3 separate regions of the Homo sapiens genome follow, and all the other regions are linked to region 3. A link is a loop called in an ENCODE intact Hi-C map of the cell type or tissue named here. Cell type or tissue: ascending aorta. All regions are shown on one strand. Each heading gives the region's core, and the rest is flanking DNA. Links, peaks and the distances in the headings are about the cores only.

Region 1 (5,000 bases), core at 1-5,000, 290 kb after region 3:
GAGATTTATTCTCCCATTAATCACTGCCCTCCCTTCATTCATGTTAAATATAAAATTGATTAGGAAAGATCCCCAACATGGTTTAAAAAAATAATTAGCTGCTACATCATGTTGCCCACAGTGTGACAGAAAGGAGTGATTAAATTAGGAATATTAAAACCCCATTAATCTGCGCTTAACTTAAGCTCTGCTTGTTCATCTCATGGTGGTGCTTATTATTTCTGACACTGAAAGATATTTGAATTACCAGCTGCAACAAGGTCACTTGCTGAAAGATGTCAGGTCAGCCATTAGTCAAAGGCGGGAGAGGCGACCAGAAGTGGGGACTGCCCATGTGTCAAGGAGGCCCCCACTTGAAGATGCCATTGCGAAAGTGGGCAATGTACCGCACTCTGGCAGGGCCGGGCTGCAGGCACCCTTAGGGCTTTGCCACACACCTCCTCTCCGTCACTTCCCACTGGTCACTTGTGAGGGTAGGGACATCTGTGGTGTCCTGGGCAAGCATCTTTTGCCCCAGCCCCAGCGGAGCCTCCACCTCTTGTCTGTGGGTTCTTGAATGCATGCACTCTAATGACAGTGATTATCTAAGAATGGCAAATGTCGCCTGTTGGATGCTTGCACGTCCCCAGCACCAAACGGAGCTCCTTTGCATCTTTTATCTCCTTCATTTCATCAACAGCCCTGAAAAGTGGCCAGCTCTGGCCTCATTTAACAGGTGAGGGATCTAAGGCCCAGATCCAGACACTCGGCTAAGGTCACACAGCGGGCAACCAGCAGAAGTGGAATTCAGCCCCATCTGTTGGGCTCCAAAGGGACACCCTTGGCCACTCGGAGTCCACAGGTCTTCTTCAAGAGGACGTGGCCATGCAAAGGCACAGGGATGCTGTTTTGGGAATCAGTCCTGTGTTGCATGATTTAAAAATGAGTTCCAGGCCAGGCACGGTGTCTCATGCCTGTAATCCCAGCACTTCGGGAGGCCAAGGGGGGCAGATCATGAGATCAAGAGATTGAGCCCATCCTGCCCAACATGGTGAAACCCCGTCTCTACCAAAAATACAAAAATTAGCTGGGCATGGTGGGGCATACCTATAGTCCCAGCTACTCAGGAGGCCGAGGCAGGAGAATCTCTTGAACCCGGGAGGCAGAGGTTGCATTGAGCCGAGATTGCACCACTGCACTCCAGCCTGGACAACAGAGTGAGACTCCATCTCAAAAAAAAAAAAAATGAATTCCAACAGCAATGACAAATCAACTACTATTGCAGAGTGTGGAGCTGGGTACCAAGCGAGAATCTCCCTAGAGCCTGCCCCACCCCCACCCCTGTAGTCTGGTACCTGGGAGCTGGAGACAAGTCAGCAACAGGGATAAAAGGCTTCTCACCCCTCATTTCTCCTTAGAGTAAGAATTTGGCTAATGTCTGCTTTCAGCCATGTCTTCATCTACTTCTTCTTCCCCTTTAATGTCACTTGTGCTCTGTTACATGAATCTGAATCACACCCAAATACAGTCATGACTCTAGCCCTGGAGGGACAGGCAGGGATGGTCGCTTTCCTGATGTCAGGCCCACTTGCGCTGCCCATGCTGGTGTCCCCTCTGCTGGGTCTGGGGTGGCTGCCTGAGGTCTGCGTTCAGAGTGTGCCTGGGGCTGGGCTAGACCAAGGAGGCATCTCCCTGGAACAGCTGGAAGTGGCAACATCAAAAGGGTGAAGGTGAGCTGATCTGTGGGGAGAACGCCAGGGTCCGTGGCTCGGGATCCGCCGTCAGGTCTGAACAGAGAGTGAGCGTGCCTCATGGCGGTAGTCCATAGATCTCTCCTGAATAAATGAAGCCAGGGAAGGGCAGCTGCGATGTGAGGTCAACGCTAGTTCAGGAAGGAGAGCAGGAGATGCACAAGGCCAGGGGCTCGGAGCAGGGAGGCTGTGGGGGGCGGGGGCTTTTGCACCAAGTCCTGGCCACCGGGCCCCAAGGGGCAGGCCCCTCAGTCTCTGTCTGACCCCAGACATCTCCTCTGATGCAGACTGTGCTGTGCACTGTCCCTGCGCTCAAGCTCCTCTTCCTCATCTTCATGAGTGCTCTGTCCACACCTCCCTCGGGGCTCTGGGCTCTTTCTCCCCGGCGCCGGTAATCCCTTTCCTCCCTCTCCCTTCACAAGGAAAAGCTGTGTTGAGCATGGATAGAGACCAGCTTTCCTGGGACTTTTGGCCATCTGGTTCTCTGAGCGAGCACAACCCTGCCTCGACCTCCGTGGCTTCTCCCCACCCCTGACCACACGCTCACAGGGCCCTGTGGGCCCCACTCCTGGTACCAAGTCCCTCGGTTCCCCAGGTGCCCGGCGTGCTCAGGTGCTTGGTTGAGGTTATGGAATTGAGTCTAAGTGGGACTGGAGACCCCCTGGTTCACCCCCCTCATGCCACTGATGAGAAATGAAATCCAGTCCATCATTGACTTTGCCCTACTCGAACTGTTGGCTAGTCACTGGCTGCTTAGAAGAAATTCACACTGATTATTTAAGAGCAGAAGCATTCAGATCCCATAGAAAGAGTTTTTCTCCATAAAGGATGCCTGGGACAGCCCAGCGTTGGTTCCTGTTACACAGTGTTCTCTCCGTCGCATGCTTACCAGATGTGTCAGTGAGGGACAGGCCTGGGAGGAGATGTGTCTGGACTTGGGCACCCCTGCTTGCCCCAAATAACCACAGTCACGTGCTGGCCACAATGCCAGACAGTCCAAAAGTTGTGAGCCAAGCGGGCTGGCAGCCCCGGCCCCCACTATTCCTTCTTAAATGGCAGAGAAAGAGCTTCCCTTGACCCCCACAAGTTTTCTGCCTGTGGCAGATGTGGGGTTGTCAGTTCCCTGGTGGGGGCCCGGGTCCAGAAGCACTCAGCTGGATTACTGGAAAAACGAAGATACAAGCCTATAAAAACAGCCTGGCTCCCAGTGAATTCCTGAAGCTGGCTATTTATAGAGGTGGTTTGGAACAACCTAGGGCCTCCCCGCAGGCCTCCTCAGAACCTCCAGGGCAGCCACACAGAGGGAGCACATGACAGATGGGACAGAATGCCTACCTGGCCCACTATTTCACAGGGCACACAGTACTTCTGTGTCTGCACGTGCTCTCCAGGATGCTGTACCAGGCAGATTCAGACCTCAGGCTCCTGGAGAGCTGCCATTGCTCAGGCTGGGGCCAGGCTCTGCGATATTCTGGAAGGGCAAATTGAGTTCCCACCATCTTCAGCACAAATACTGGGGTTAGGGGAGGCACTGAGAATGGTCTGACAACAGTCGGTTTGATTTTACACCATTAACTGCATAAAACGTTCTGGAGAAAATGTATTTCATCATGAATTCTGGGCAAAGTATATTACAAGAATAAGAGAGAGATCCTTTCCATCTTTCAGGCTCTTTATGAGTGGCGGGACAGCTTCTGGGTAGGGCCCTGGGAAGGGAGACTGCTGTGGGCTCAGCACCTCCTCCATCCCTCCGCCCCCATCCTGCCCCTGGGGAGCACAAGGCTCGCCCTGCGTCCTGGCCCTGGGACTGCGCAGAGCTTGTCACATTGCAAGAATCATGAGCCAGCCAGAAGGAAAGGGCAGAGAGACACCAGCAAGCCTCAAAAAAATAACCCTGCCCTCCCCGCCTGTGGCCTGAAGTCATTGCGTTAGCCAGAACCCGGAGAATTAAAATCAATTTGATGTGTAGCTTTCTCTGGCTAATGAGCTTTGAAGAGGATTGAGAGTTTAACGCTTCCATTTTCTCAGCAAGAAGGTGATCTGGGCAGGCAGGGGCAGCCCCAGAAGGTGAGGGTTGGGATTTGAGCAGGGTAGAAAGGGTTAGCGCTGTCATTCTGAGTGGTGACCTGGGACGGGGTTGAGGGAAGGGGTGGTGTTGAGGGGAACCTTTACTTGGACAGTCCTGTGGACAGCGAGCAGGGAAGGAGGTGAGAGGCTGTGAACCCACCTCCCACTGAGCAAGCTTGGCACAGGCACCAATGCCAGCAAGGGCTTCTGGGCAGAGAAAGTTGGAGCCTGAACAGGAAGGGGTGTGAGAGAGAGTTAGGAGAGCCTGACTTTGCAAAAAACACAGCGGAAGGTTCCTGGGGAGGAAGGACAGTGGCTGGGAGCTGGCGGGAAAATCCAGTCTTGACTGGAGGGGACCAAGGGAGGCTTCAAGCTACGCCCAGCTCAGTGAGCCACCTCAGACCAGCCAGCGGGGCGAGGACAGGAGCCCGCACCTGGAGTGAGAGGCCCTGGACTCCAGCCCCCGCTCTGCCATTTACCAGCTGTGTGGCCTCAGATCCTTCCTGATGATTTTAGGCCTCACTCCCTGCATCTGTAGAATGGGGTGATGATGAGTTCATGTGAAGAGGGAGTAAGCCTGGCACACAGTAGGTGCTCAGTAAATGCTTGTGAGGCTGGACCAACCCCTTTCTTGTACTCTTTATACACTGGGAGGATTCACGAGACAACAATTGAGACAGGGTCCTGCTGCTGAGGGAGGTCAGACGCCTGGCCGGTCAAACTCAGGTGTCCTCAAGGCCCTAATACCTCTCAATTCACCTGCTTCAGGTGAGGTTGACCTCTCTGCCTTTCGGGGTTCCCCCAAAACAGAGCCTGAGACAAGGCCTTGGGTGCAGGTAGTGTAGGTGGGAGGTGACTCCAGGAAGCTGGAGTGAGGGGCAGGGCAGTGAGATCCGGGTGGGGAGAAAGCCAATGTGAGGATGTCACTGGGCTGGTGATCAGCGTGGCCAATTGCGAGGATGCCACTGGGCTGGTGATCAGCGTGGCCAATTGTGAGGATGATACTGGGCTGGTGATCAGCGTGGTCAATGGGAGGATGACACTGGGCTGGTGATCGGTGCGGGCAACAGGGGCTCAGACCCACCAGGAGCCCTCTGAAAAATCCGTGGGATCTGCCTCTGAGTTGTCCCTCCATGGGCGCAGACTATTGTCCCCCATTGGCAGACGGTTGTCCCAGGGCATGGTATCTCCCAAGCTTACCCT
Region 2 (5,000 bases), core at 1-5,000, 150 kb after region 3:
GCCTGTTCCTTCCCATGGGAACTGCTTGCCTGCGTTCTGCCCCTTGCTCCCTCTGGGGCTCTCCGGGTGTGGCCCCCACATGGCGTGGCATGGCATGGCATGGCGTGGCATGGCGTGGCATGGCGTGGCGCGGCATGGCGTGGTGCTCCCCTCCTCTTGGGAACTGTGAGTAACAAACTACCTTTTTTTTTTTTTTTTTTGAGATGGGGTCTCACTCTGTTGCCCAGGCTGGAGTGCAGTGGTGCGATCTCAGCTCACTGCAGCCTCCACCTTCCAGGTTCCAGTGATTCTCCTGCCTCAGCCTCCTGAGTAGCTTGGATTACAGGCTCCCGCCACCACACCCAGCTAATTTTTATATTTTTAGTAGAGATAGGGTGGTTCCACCATGCTGGCCAGGCGAGTCTAAAACTCCTGACCTCATGTGATCTGCCCACCTCGGCCTCCCAAAGTGCTGGGATTACAGGCGTGAGCCACCGCTCACGGCCGCAAACTACCTTTTTAATGGCAGTTGTCTCCTGATCTGTTGGCCTCACTATGCCTCAGATTTTCTATTAATATACTGTATTTTTGAACATTCTGTCTTCAGTTTTGGGCTGGGTGGTGGCCAGGGAAATAGACAGGTCACTCTGGTGTGTGTCATAAGCTTAACAAATGGCAGATTTGGCTGTCAGCAGAGCCCCTCCCGGAGCCACCTGTGCAGACCTTTCTCGGAGCCAGATCAGGGGAAGCCAGAGAGCAAATCTTCCCTGGATCCAAGTCAGCCTCGATCCTCAGGGTCTGAGAAAGGCCAGTGATGGTGCTGGCCTCTGAAAAGAACAGCCCGTGATCAGGAAAAAGAGCCCACCTGGGTCAGAGGCCACTAACACCCCGGGTCAAACGGATATTCAGGGAGAGATGCCGTGACAACTTGAGTTCCAGGAGCCTTCCCAGAAGTTGTCTGACCTCGTGGAAAAAATCAATGCACCTCTTGTTTTTGTCTCCTGAAATATGTTATCGGTGATGATTCTTCCCCAGGTGACAACATAGTTTATGACAAAGCACGCGGCAGCCTGCTGGGCCCCTGGTGGCTTCAGACGCAGCCTGACATCCTCGCCCATCGTTATTGATGAGCCTCACCTGCGCGAGGCTGGGAGGCGGATGCTTCAGGAGCAGGCGAGCTCCCTGCCCCGTTAGGGAGCTGGGGCGGGAGTCCAGACGCCATAAATGCTGTTCTGGAGAGGAGCCACTTCTGCAGCCACAGCGGGAAGGCTGGGATCCTAAGAGCCACTTCTGCAACCACAGCGGGAAGGCTGGGATCCTAAAATGTCAAAGCTCATGCCGGGGTGACTGGCCCACCCCTCGCTTTACAGATGAGCAAACGGAGGCCTGGAGACAGTGGGTCCCCTACAGGGTCTGGAGAGAGAGGGTTCGCTATTAGTTAAGGAGAGGGAAAGAACCAAATTCAGGTCCTCTAATTTCCAGTTCAGCACTCTTTCTGTTCTCCCATTGGCTTTGTAAAAATGATTCCTCCCTCCCTTCATTCCTCTGTCCCTCCCTCCTTTTCCTCCTGCCACCTCCCCACTCCTCTCTCTTCCTTTCTCTCCTCCCCTCCATTCCCCTTCTCCTCTTCCCATCCTTCTCCTCCCCTTCTCTTCTCCCCCATCCGACCTCCCCGCCTCCCTCCATCCCTCCCTCCCTTGACCTCCCCTCCCCTCCTCCCTCCCTCCCTTTTTCACAAATATTAGAGAGCCTTCCCTGTGCCAGGCACTCTGTAGTGTTTATTTTTATTCAGCTCCAGTTTGCAGACACCCATCAGGGGCCATTTAAGGGGAGAGCAGTGGGCGGGGAGGGAGGGAGGGAGGCTGCTCGCCCAGGGCAGGCTGGGCCTGGCAGGCTGGAGTGCCCTCCGTGTGAAGAGGTTCCTTGTCTTCCACGCAGCACCTGCCCATTGAACAGGGCCTCCAGCTCCAGCCAGGGACTGGGCCAGAAGCAGGCAGGGCTTCCCGACCACCTGCAGGACTGGAGGGGCCAGGGTCACAGGGTTTTTCTACATCATCCCTGAGGGGGAAGCAAGCGCAGACAGGCTTGCCCTGCACTGGAGGAAGGGAGGCTGGGCTGTTAAATACTGGCATGGCCCTTGCTGGGTAGATCCTCCTCCTCAGAGCAGGATCCTCACTTCTGCAGAGGCTTAGGGGCAGGGGAGGGACTGTGAGACTCCTCCTTCTACCTACGGACTCCTCATCCTGGCTGTGAGCCAAAGAGAGACTCTTCGTCTTTATCTTCTAACCAGCAGGCATGGGGAGGTCCCTTTTCGACCCCCGGGCTTCTGTTGACCAGTCGGTACCTCTGCGGCCTGCAGGAGCTGAGGCAGGGCCCCTTGCAGCCTGGCCCCTGCCTAGCTGGGAGCTACAGGGTGGCCAGTCCCAGGATCGCCGTGGGGGATGGTTAAACATGCAGAGTCCCCAGTTCTGTTCCAGATGGTTGGGTGGCAATAGCCGGGTTTGGGCCTGGAAATCTGCATGTCTGTCAACCCCCTCAGGTGGGCCTGGTCTGTGCTGACGACCAGATGCCTCTGTGGCAAGACCTAGGCTGGAGGGGCAGCGGGAAGTTTAGCAGGGCAGGCAGGGCAGGTAGGAGCCCCCTGGTTATTAGAGAGAAACACAGGCGTCTCCCAAGCTGGAGCTTCTCTCAGCAGGGAGCGCTGGTGCCCATCAGAGACGGGAGGGCAGAGTGGGGAGAGAGGCACCGAGCTGCCCAGGGGCCTCCTTCCCCCACTCCCGCTCAGCCCCGCCCCCTGGGCTGACTGCCAGGTTTCCCGGGATGGAGACATCTTCTAGCCCCCAGCTGAATCCTGGGAGGAGCCAGAACCCAGCCAGCAATTACTCAACTCCCGGCTTAACTCACAGGCAAAGCCCAGGGACTGTCAGTGGCCTGCCAGTGGCCTGCCTGGGACCCGAGGCTCTCTGGTGGGCTGGGGAGGCTCCTAGAGCCCAGCGAGGGGGTGGAGCCAGGCCGTGCGGGTCTGTTCCTGTGCTCTCAGCCCTGCTGGCACATGCCAGGACCCTCTCCCGATCTTGGCAAAGGGAAACAAAGTTGCTGCTGCAGAGTTAATTAAGGAGGGAGGAAGGCAGGCGGGGGAGTTGGCACGCAGAGAAGTCCTATGTGCCAAGTGTCCAACGCAGTGCCACGTGCCAGGGCCTGGGGAGGTGGTGGGAGATGGGGGAATGGTACTCTGCCTAGAACAAAGCCAGCTGTTTGGAGGTCAATTCCTCCTCTCCCCCGCCCGCACTTGCCAGTTCAACAGATGGGGGTGTCTGTCCCCTCCCCCCAACATTCATCAGGCCCCACCGGTAGGAGCACACCGAGGAAGGGGACAGCCTCCAGGGCTGTGCCATCCAGTGCAGAAACCACTAGTCACATGCAGCTATTTAAGCCTAAATGAGATGAAATGAAAGAAAATGTAAAATTCAGTTCCTCGTTTGCCATCTCAAGTGCTCAGCAGCCACCAGTGGCTGGTGGTTGCCACCCTGGATGGTGCGGGTAGGGTGTTGCCATCATTGCAGAATGTTCTGTTGATCAGGGCTGCTCTTGTCTTCAGCAACTGGCCCCGTGCTTCAAAAATGAAACAAAACAAAAAACAAAGACCAAACAACTTTTGCTGCAATGATCACCCTAACGTTCTACTTCCATTGTTTTGGCTGCAGCCTAAATCCACATGCATTATTCTTATTGAGCCCCAGGAAGAGAAACGAACACAAACCCTACATTGAGGGTGTCAATCAGTCAAGGGATATTTACTGAGCCTCTGCCATGCATGTGTCAGGCTCTGGTCAAAGCCCTGGGGTTGCTGTTCTGAGTAAGACCATCCCCCGTGTCACAGAGCATGGAGCTCAGATGTGCACAAGTATGATGTCAAAATCACCTCAAGGTAGTGTATGTGGTGCTGGGTGTGGAGCAGAGCAGAGAAAGCTGGGGAAGCTCAGAGAAAGGCAATTTGACCAACCTGGAGTTCAAAGATGGACTGCTACAAAAATCTGAATTCATCTACCTTTCGTTTGAGTACTAGATTAAAAAAAGAATTGTTTCCAGGGTCTGCTTTGCTGGGTGATACAGTCATTCTTCTTATATGGTTACTGAGAGAATCATTATGAACATTGTTTGGGTTCGTGTCATGGCTTGAGCTACAGAAAGACCAACTTTGAATTTCCAATTTAACATTCCCCTCTCTCCAACTTAACCTCTATCAAGTATTTTCATGGAAAGTCTGCAGATAGAGTCTCACCTACTGACCACAGACCCCCTTCTCTCCCCAGTTAATCATTTGGGAATCTGAAGACAAGGTTTCTCTTCCCTGCTTTCTGGGGAAAAGATGGTGGGAAGGTGGAGGTGGTTATTTAGCTTGCTGTATCTCTGCTGCCAAGGGACTCAGGACTAGATTTGATGTGGCTGTTCCACCAGGGGATTTAGGACTAGATTTGATGTGGCTGTCCCACCAGTATGACACAGATAATTTCTTAAACATTATATCTTGACCTTACCATGTCTCTTGTTGAATTTTGGTTACCAGGGATTGAATGATACAGTGTTTCTCTACTCCCACCCTCGCAGAACAATCTCTGCCTTTTAACTGAGGTGTTTAGGTTATTCACGTTTAATGTGACTATTACTATGGTTGGGTTTAAATCTGCCCATCTTGCTATTTGTTTTATATTTGTCCCATCTGTTCTTTGTTTTCTTTTCCTTTCATTTCTGCCTTGTTTTGACAGATTTGGTATTTTTTATGATTCCATGTAATCTTCTCTGTTGCCTTATTAACTATACCTTATTAAAAAAATCATTGCTTTTAAGTTTACATAACACACCTTTTAATCGAAGTCTACCTTCAAATAATGTTATGCTGCTTTGTGTATGATTTAAGAACCCTAAAGCAATGTCTTTTCAGTTCTCCCTCTCCTAGCATTTGTGCTATTGTCATATATTTTACTTCTATTAATACATACATGCCAAATAAATTCAATATA
Region 3 (8,048 bases), core at 1,590-6,589:
CCTTCCCCCAGCCTGGGACCCTCACTGCTTCTTGCTCCTGTGGACAGGAAAGGCCCCATCCTCAGGGGCCACAGTGGCAGAGGCCCCTGGGGAAGCGATGACAGACAGGCGCAGCCACTCCTGCTGACATCTCTCCTAGACCCTCGTCCTCCTTGGAGAACCTCCCCTGGATTCTCAGTAGCCGGAGCTCTGTCAGCTTGACGGGTGGAGTGAGGGTCACCAAGAGCCCTTCCTTCTTGTTTTAAACTCCCTCCTCTTCCTTGACCAGGAGAGTCTGAGAGCAGAGGAGGGAGGGGGGCTTACCCCAGGGGTGAGGATGTTGAGCTTTCCCTCCCTGGGGCTGCCACCCGACCCTTTAAAGGTTAAATGTGTTTATGCAGCATCTTCAGGAGGCTGCTGGGTCTGACAAAACGGAGAGAAGAGTGATTAATGGCTGGTGTCCTTGCTGCCGCCACCACAGGGAAGGAGGCTTCCATGGCTGCCCAGGAGCCACTCCTGTGACTCCAGGCTTCAGCCTTTCAGCAGGCTTCGGGACGAGTACTTCTGGACCAAGAGGAGGCTGCGATTCTGGAATGGGGCCTGGAGGGAGGCTGGGGCGCTGCTCTCTTGGGAAAATGAGAGTTTGCTCCAGGCCAGAGCGGATCCTGTGGGATTGCAGGCAGAAGGGAACAGAAGTTTCTGAACCACTGAGGCTTGTTGTAGAAATTCATGACTTTTACATTGTGCCCTGTAATATGGTCCTATGTGTCTTAGTAGAACAATTATGCTTTAGGTTGTGCAACAATCAAATTACTTAAGTTAACACCGGCCAGGCGCAGTGGCTCATCTCTAAAATCCCAGCATTTTGGGAGGCCAGGCCAGGAGGAACACTTGAGCCCAGGAGTTGGAGACCAGCCTGAGCAACATAAGGAGACTCCATCTCTACAAAATATTTTAAAGTTATCTGAGTGTGGTGGCACCCAAGACTTGGGAGGCTGAGGTGGGAGGATCGCTTGAGCCCAGGGTTTAGAGGCTATAGTGCATCATTGCACTGCAGCCCCGGGAGACAGAGCAAGACCCTGTCTCAAAACAACAATGACAACAACAACATTTACTCCTCCCATCCCAATCTACTTAAGTAAAATGATTACTCCAGCAAGCTGTGCTGATGAGTGTGTCCTGAGCCCCTCACCCAGAGCTCCTGAGGACCCCAGTTGGAGAAACCTGGGCTTACAGGCATCCCTGGGAGGTGGCAGGGGAGGAGGTGGGGATGGGGAGCTGGGGGGAAGCCAGCATGGCCTCAGGTTTCTGCCACTGCCCCAAGGCCTGGACCTCTGTTGGAGGTGTGCTGGGCTTGCATCTTCAAGTAAGGGCTCCGTTTTGCAGCATGGCATCGGGCACAGCCTGGGTGCTCAGAGTGGGCTTTTTGAGTGAATGACGAATGCATGAAAGGTGACTCTCAGAGCAGAGTTCAGAGGAAGCCAGGTGTCAGGGGGATGACCAGACCCTTGCCCAGGAGGGAGGAGTCTCAACTGTGGGGGGTGGGTGGGGGAGAGTGGATGGGAGGGTGGGGGGCACGCAGCCCTGACACCTGGCACTCCAGCCAGCCTTGGGCCTCTGCTGCCCTGTTTGGGGTCTTTGATACAAGCATTCCTGCAAGAGCTCCTTGCACGCCGACACCTTCCCATCGGGAGAGGCTGGAAGCATGGTGGTTGCCTGCCGTGTCCCAGCTGTTGTGGGTGCTTCTTCACGGCCAGTTCCTCTGACCTGGAATGGCCAGACTCGTCTTGAAGGGTGAGAAGTCATATCTCCGAATGCCCAGCAGGGTGCCTGGCAAGGGCTGCTGCTCTCTTATTATTATCATTAACGTTGGGAGATCGGCATTGAACTCACCTCTTGAGAGTTGAGGAGCCCCTGGTGGGGGACACTAAGCACCTGCCCCCACCGAGGGGACAAGCTGGGGTTGGCACAGAGCTCTCTCCCGCTCCAAGTCCTGCCTTCCCCGCCGGGCCACAGCTGCTCCAATCACGATGCTTCCCAAAGGACTTTCTGCAAGTGACCCTGGCCTCATCTCTTTCTGAGGACTGTAGACACCTCAGGGAGAGGGACACTGTGTCGGTTTCCTGTGGCTGCTGTAACAAATTCGCACAGACTGAGAGCCTTCGAACAGCAGGCATGGATCCTCTCACGGCTCTGGAGGCCAGAAGCCCAGGATCAAGGTGTCAGCGAGGTGGGTTCCTTCTGACGGCTCCAGGGAAGAAGCCACCCTGTGCCTCTCTTCTTGCTTCCGGCGCTTGCCTGCAGGCCTCAGCGTTCCTTGGCTTGTAGACTCCAGTCTCTGCCTTGGTGGTCTCATGCGTGTGTCTCTGTGTCCAAATTTCCCTTTCTGGCCAGACGTGGCGACTCACTCCTGTAATCCCAGCACTTTGGGAGGCTGAGGAGGGCGGATCACCTGAGGTCAGGAGTTGGAGACCAGCCTGGCCAACATGGTGAAACCCCATCTCTACTAAAAATACAAAAATTAGCTGGGCGTGGTGGCAGGTGCCTGTAATCCCAGCTACTCGGGAGGCTGAGGCATGAGAATCACTTGAACCGGAAAGATGGAGATTTCAGTGAGCTGAGATTGAGTCACTGCACTCCAGCCTGGGCAACAGAGCGAGACACTGTCTCAAAAATAAAAAATAAAAAAAAATTCTCTTTATTTTAAGGATGCCAGCCTTTGGACTGAAGTCCCACCCTATGACCTCGCCTTAATTTGATTACGTCTGCAAAGATGCTATTCCAGAATAAGGTCACATTTACAGTTGCTGGGGGTATGATCGCTTGGAGAACACAGTTCAAACCCCTGCAGACACAAATTCATGCCTGCCCACCAGCTCGAGCCCCAGACACTGCTTTCAGGGGAGCCCATGCCAAGGCAGCAGGTGGGTGTCTGTCTGTCTGGAGGATCTGTGGGGAGAGTAGGTTACTTTGGGGTTTGTATAGGGAGGCAGGACGGTGGCTGTGCAGAGGGAGAGAAGGGAGATGCAAAAAGACCCCAGGGAAATGAGGAACAAATGGGGACGGGACACAGGCCTCTGGAGGGAGGTGGGATCCTTAAGTCTCAGGGGTTGGGGAAAGAAAGCTGAAGGCATTTTGAGGGAAGCAGTGCATAGCCCAGTGATCTGGCAGTGGTGAGGGTTCTAGGGGGAAGAAGAGCAGGCTGTGGGGTCTGATTCCTCCATGCGCTATCCCCCAGTAGGCGAGTGGCCTGATCCTTTTTGACCTCTGCTTTCCCTTCCCTTCCCCTTTCTTCCCTTCCTCTTCACTTTCCCCTTCCTCTTCCCTTTCTTTCTTTCTTTCTTCTTTTTCTTTTTTTTTCTTTCTTTCTCTCTCTCTCTCTTTCTTCTCTCTCTCTCTCTTTCTTGCTTCTTTCTTTCTCTCAGAGTCTTGCTCTGTCACCCAGGCTGGAGTGCAGTGGTGCCATCTCGGCTCACTGCAACCTCCCCCTCTCGGGTTCAAGCAATTCTCCTGCCTCAGCCTCCTGAGTAGCTGGGATTACAGGTGCATGCCACCATACCCAACCTTTTTTTTTTTTTTTTTTTTTTTTTTTTTTTTAGTAGATATGGGGTTTCATCATGTTGACCAGGCTGGTCTCAAATTCCTGATTTCAGGTGATCCTCCTGCCCCGGCCCCCCAAAGTGTTGGGATTACAGGCATGAGCCGTCGTGCCTGGCCTTGATCCCTGTTTTCTGATTGCCCTAATTGGGAGAATAACTCCTCCCCTATGAGACAACAGATGAGAAAGTGCTTGGAAAGTAAAAGCAATGTTCACCATTAAAGATTGTAACATGTGGAGTGCTGCATGACTGAATTGTCAAACATGAATAACTCAGCTCTTTTCAGATTCACAATCATGATCAATGCCTCCGGGACTATGAAAACGCCATCATGAATGTTTACATTATTCTCTTGGGTGAGCGGAGCTTTGGAAAGGAAAAAAAGGAAAGTCTAAACTGACAAACTTCTGAAAACACTCGGGTCTGGCAGGAGTTCTCTTCTCTCCCCGAGAGCAGAATTGGGGTTGAGCGGCACTTGGTAGGCGTGGAGCGCGCTTCAGTCTCGGGCCACTACCCCAGGCGTTTTCTCATCTGACACTCACAGCAGCCCTCGGGTAGGCAGACACGGTGTATTTACGCCTTTCATTCGAGTCCCTTTGGGGGAGCAGGAGGGAGGGAGGGTGTGAGTGTGTGCGCGCACCCGTGCATGGGGGAGGCGGGGCCTTTCGATTCCGATGCCAGTTACGCAGACACCCTCACATCCTCGGATATACCGCCACCGAGCCTGAAGTGCTGACAATATCCCCATTTTTCTCTGTCCTGACAGCTTTTGAGATGCCAGGCCAGCCTCCCTTCCTAATCGGTCATTTTCTGAGGAGGGGCAGCTCGGGCGGTTGTTAGAGCAGAACGCACGGCTTCAATCCCTCTGTGTGGTGGACCTTGTTGCGCAAGGGTCCCTGTGTCCGGCACGTCATCGCCCTCTGTGAGAATGAGCTCTCCTTCCGGTCACTGCGCGGTGATCGCAGCAGAGGGGACGTGGCATTAACAGCACGCGGTTGCTCCACTCACCCCTGGCTTTGTAGCCTACAGCAGCTTGAAACACATGACGCTGTAACAACCTCTACCACGCCACGGAGGCATTCTTTTTTATTGTTTCCATTTTCTAGTTTGTGGCAGATTGGATTCCTGTTTCTAATTCTTCCCTCCCTCCCTGGTGTAGAATTTCACATTTGCCTCTTTCGCCAGGTGGCTTTGCAGTGCGTTCCCGCCCTCCCCCGCCAAGAGTGGGTGCAGAATTTTTCCCTGCTCCGCGTCAATGCTGGGTGTGGCCATGAGCCCTGAAATTACACATGGAGCCCAGCCTCTGCTGATCTGTACCCATTAAGAAGAAAAAATGTTGATCTTTGTTGCTGTAGGTCATTGAGATTTCTGGGGTTGTCTGTTATGTAGCATTATTCTAGCGACTAGTTCCCAGGTCATTCATTCACTCAACAAACACTGTGTGGCTGCCTTGGGTTAGGAATGCTGCTAGGAGCTGGAGATAAAAAGACAGGACTTAGTCCCTAGCCTCGGGGGTCTTACTGTATAATAGAGTTGTGGCTGTCAGGCTGTGAGGAGACAAGACAAAGCCAGTTCCCTGTCGCACAGGGGTTTTCAGAGTTCGGGGTGGAGAGGGTGGAAATGGGAGCCCCAACAGGCAGGGTGTCAGGTAGGGCAGCCCACGTCCCACCCAGAACGACATGCCTCCTTTTTAATCTGTGTCATATTTTGGGGTCTTGAGTAAGGTGCTATTTCCCAGAAGGATCCTAATGCCAAAACAGTTTGCAAAGCTCTGTGGGAGGAAGCTGCAGGTCACAGGAGGGGAAACTTAGATCACACAGACTCAATAAGGAAGACCGGGGCTGCTCCCAAACCTCAGGCATGATCCACTGGGATCCATCAGCAATGTCTTTTTCCTCTTTATTATTTCTTCCAAATACCAGCCCTGGGAGACACGTTAGAACCCATCTAGCTACACATAACAGCTCTCCACATCTCTGTGGGAATATAGACAGGCCCGAGGCAGGGGGCTGGCTCAGGGTTCCACAGTGGCAGAGGAAGAGCCTCCACAGATCCCGCCTTGCCCTCTGTCGCCAGCTTCTCCTCTCTGCCTCCATGATCTGGAACCTTCAGCTGGTCAACTGAGCCACGCCCGGTGCTGTGGTGCTTCCCCAAGCTGCACACGCCGATGGCAGTGAGGAATGACTGCGCCCATTGCATCACCTCCTCGCTGTCAGTGAGCCAGTGAGCACCTGCGGCTGCTTCGAGGGGAACTACAATAAAACTTCCAAGACAGTCCACTTTTTAGGAGGTATAAGCAAAGAGCAAACACAACCTGTCAATCGTGCCGAATGCTGCTGATGCTGTTCTCTCATCCTAAAACAGACGATGAAAATGCTAAGCTCTGTAAAGAAGGACTTAGTCATATTCAAAATTCTCCAATAAACACCTCACTGTTGTGTTTCGCCAGCTCCGCATTACACGCAAGTCTCAATGGCCCGTGGCTCAGTGTCCTGCTCCGTGAAATGACGGAATTGGACACAGCTCACAGCTCACTCTGGAGTTAACTGAAGCCCTTGAAGGAAAACCACCAGGTTTTCTAAGAGTTTATGGCATTATTTATTTTTATTATCCTCACCAAAAATTTATGTTCAGCCACTTTTTTTTTCCTCTAAATTTTCTGGAACGTTTCTCCTTAGTGTTCTTCATTCATGAAGCACATAAAAGTCTCTTTGACCTTATCTCTCTCTCTCTTTTTGTAAAGCTCTTCTTGGTATTATTGAATTTTATTCATAGCAAGACCCATCTGAGGCAATCCTGGTGCAATCTTCCTCACTTTGTCTGTCTTCCTTCCTTCCTTCTTTCCTTTCTCCCTTCCTTCTCTCTCTCTTTGTGTCTTTCTTTCTTTCTTTTTCTTTCTCTCTCTCTCTTTCTCTCTCCTTCCTTCCTTCTTTCCTTCCTTCCTCTCTCCCTCCCTCCCTCCCTTCCTTCCTTCCTCCCTTCCTTCTCTCTCTCTTTCTTTTCTTTCTCTCTCTCTTTCTGTCTCTCTCCTTCCTTCCTTCCTTCCTTCCTTCCTTCCTTCCTTCCTTCCTTCCTTCCCTTCTTTCTTTCCTCCCTCCCTCCCTCCTTCCCTCCCTCCCTCCCTTTCTCTCTCTCTCTCTCTCTTTCTTTCCTGTCTCCAATCATCCACCCACCCACCTATCCATCCACCCACCCGCCCATCCATCCATCCACCCACTCACCCATCCATCCATCCACCTACCCACCCACCCATCCATTCATCCACCCACCCATCCATTCATCCATTCTTTCACCTAGTCATCCACCGATTCAACCACCCATCCACCCATCCAGTTATCTACCCACCCACCCATTCACCACCCACCCACCCACCCATCCATCCACCCATCCATCCAATCATCCACCCATCCATCCAACCACCTATCCACCCACCCTTTCACCCATCCACCCATCTATCTATCTATCCATCCATCCTCCATCCATCCATCCATTCATTTAACAAAAGAGACAATCTCCTGTCCCCTTTGGGAACACTGCCAAGTTTTCTCTGCCTTGCAGCTGGGTCGAGTTGACATTTGGCAGAAGGAGGTGGGTGGTACATTTTGCATCAGGGCCTAGGCCTGCCTCAGACACAGGTGTTCAGCTCCATGCCAGGACTAATGCTGGGCATGGAAAGCTGGAGAGGTGGCTTTGTGCCCAGGGCCGGTTGTAGCATCTTGGCATGTTTCTGTTCCCAAAGTCCCCAGTGGGCACAGGGACATTCAGCCATCTTCAGAGATAGCTACCATTTAAAGCAACAAGGAGATAGGACAACCATCACTTTCCCTGACTCCAGTGAGACCTGGAGGCTGTCCTGCAAGTGAGATGCCACCTTAAGCTCTTCATGAGCAGAGTTGCCCATAGCCCTTAGCTCACTGCAGGAAGCAACCAATGTGGCCCCCACATTAGTAGCCCTCAGAGCCAGACCAAGTTCAAAATTTGGTTAACAAACCTGTAGGCTTCTTCTTGTTTTCAAATGTCACAGAAAATCTTTTTGTGCTATTGTAGGAATGGAATCTCTCCTTCCTTCAGCCTCATCTGAGTTGAGGTGGGGAGAGTTGGACACAAAGTTCAAGGGGAGAGAACACTCAAAACAGCCCCCAGAAAGCCAAGGCAGGGGTTGGCACACCAAAATGACACAGAGACAGCTCCATGCCCTAATGGGTCGATCCCATCCTTCAATAACAGTGGGTGGCTGGGATCTTCTGCATTTCACGGGAGGCTCAGGGAGATGAAGCAACTTGCCTGAGGTGTCACAGGTGTAGGAAGGAGAGTAGGGGCAGATGGGGCCCAACTCCAGGTTTGCCTGGATGCAGAGCCACGCGTTCCCCCCGCCTCCTCCTTGATGGGTTCTCTCTGCACGCTTCAGGGTGCCCCCATGCTCTGCTCGGCCCCTGCAGCAGGAGGGCACAGAGCTCACTGCTGGCTGGT

The links. A loop is a pair of places that touch in the nucleus more often than their neighbours do. Peaks named below come from ENCODE experiments on the same cell type or tissue, not always from the same donor. Only the 100,000 strongest peaks of a DNase experiment are listed, where the experiment ranks them.
Region 1: it touches region 3 in a loop (4-fold over the local background); 4 of 110 quality-filtered maps call a loop at or near these places.
Region 2: a loop joins it to region 3, with 2.2 times the contacts of the local background. A loop is called at or near these places in 3 of 110 quality-filtered maps.

What each region holds. Positions count from the first base shown.
Region 1 is chr17:77,600,279-77,605,278 of GRCh38, reverse strand. No RefSeq gene overlaps it. Among named protein-coding and RNA genes, the nearest start is that of LINC01987, 130 kb to the left of the region's middle. In ascending aorta, for the core only: no CTCF peak of the experiment used is centred there; DNase peaks (open chromatin) are centred at 2,678, 2,988, 3,518 and 3,968; H3K4me3 peaks cover 1,730 bases; H3K27ac peaks cover 4,899 bases.
Region 2 is chr17:77,732,608-77,737,607 of GRCh38, reverse strand. No RefSeq gene overlaps it. Among named protein-coding and RNA genes, the nearest start is that of LINC01987, 6.5 kb to the right of the region's middle. In ascending aorta, for the core only: a CTCF peak has its summit at 2,662; DNase peaks (open chromatin) are centred at 1,197, 1,827, 2,437 and 2,787; H3K4me3 peaks cover 2,501 bases; H3K27ac peaks cover 3,850 bases.
Region 3 is chr17:77,884,246-77,892,293 of GRCh38, reverse strand. LOC107985087 (a long non-coding RNA gene) reads left to right here. Exons shown (of 4, transcript XR_001753033.2): 2 at 2,070-2,209; 3 at 2,688-2,903; 4 at 3,633-3,744. Among named protein-coding and RNA genes, the nearest start is that of LINC01973, 4.2 kb to the right of the region's middle. RefSeq lists enhancers at 478-1,026, 1,467-1,967. In ascending aorta, for the core only: no CTCF peak of the experiment used is centred there; DNase peaks (open chromatin) are centred at 4,503 and 5,742; H3K4me3 peaks cover 1,447 bases; H3K27ac peaks cover 1,621 bases.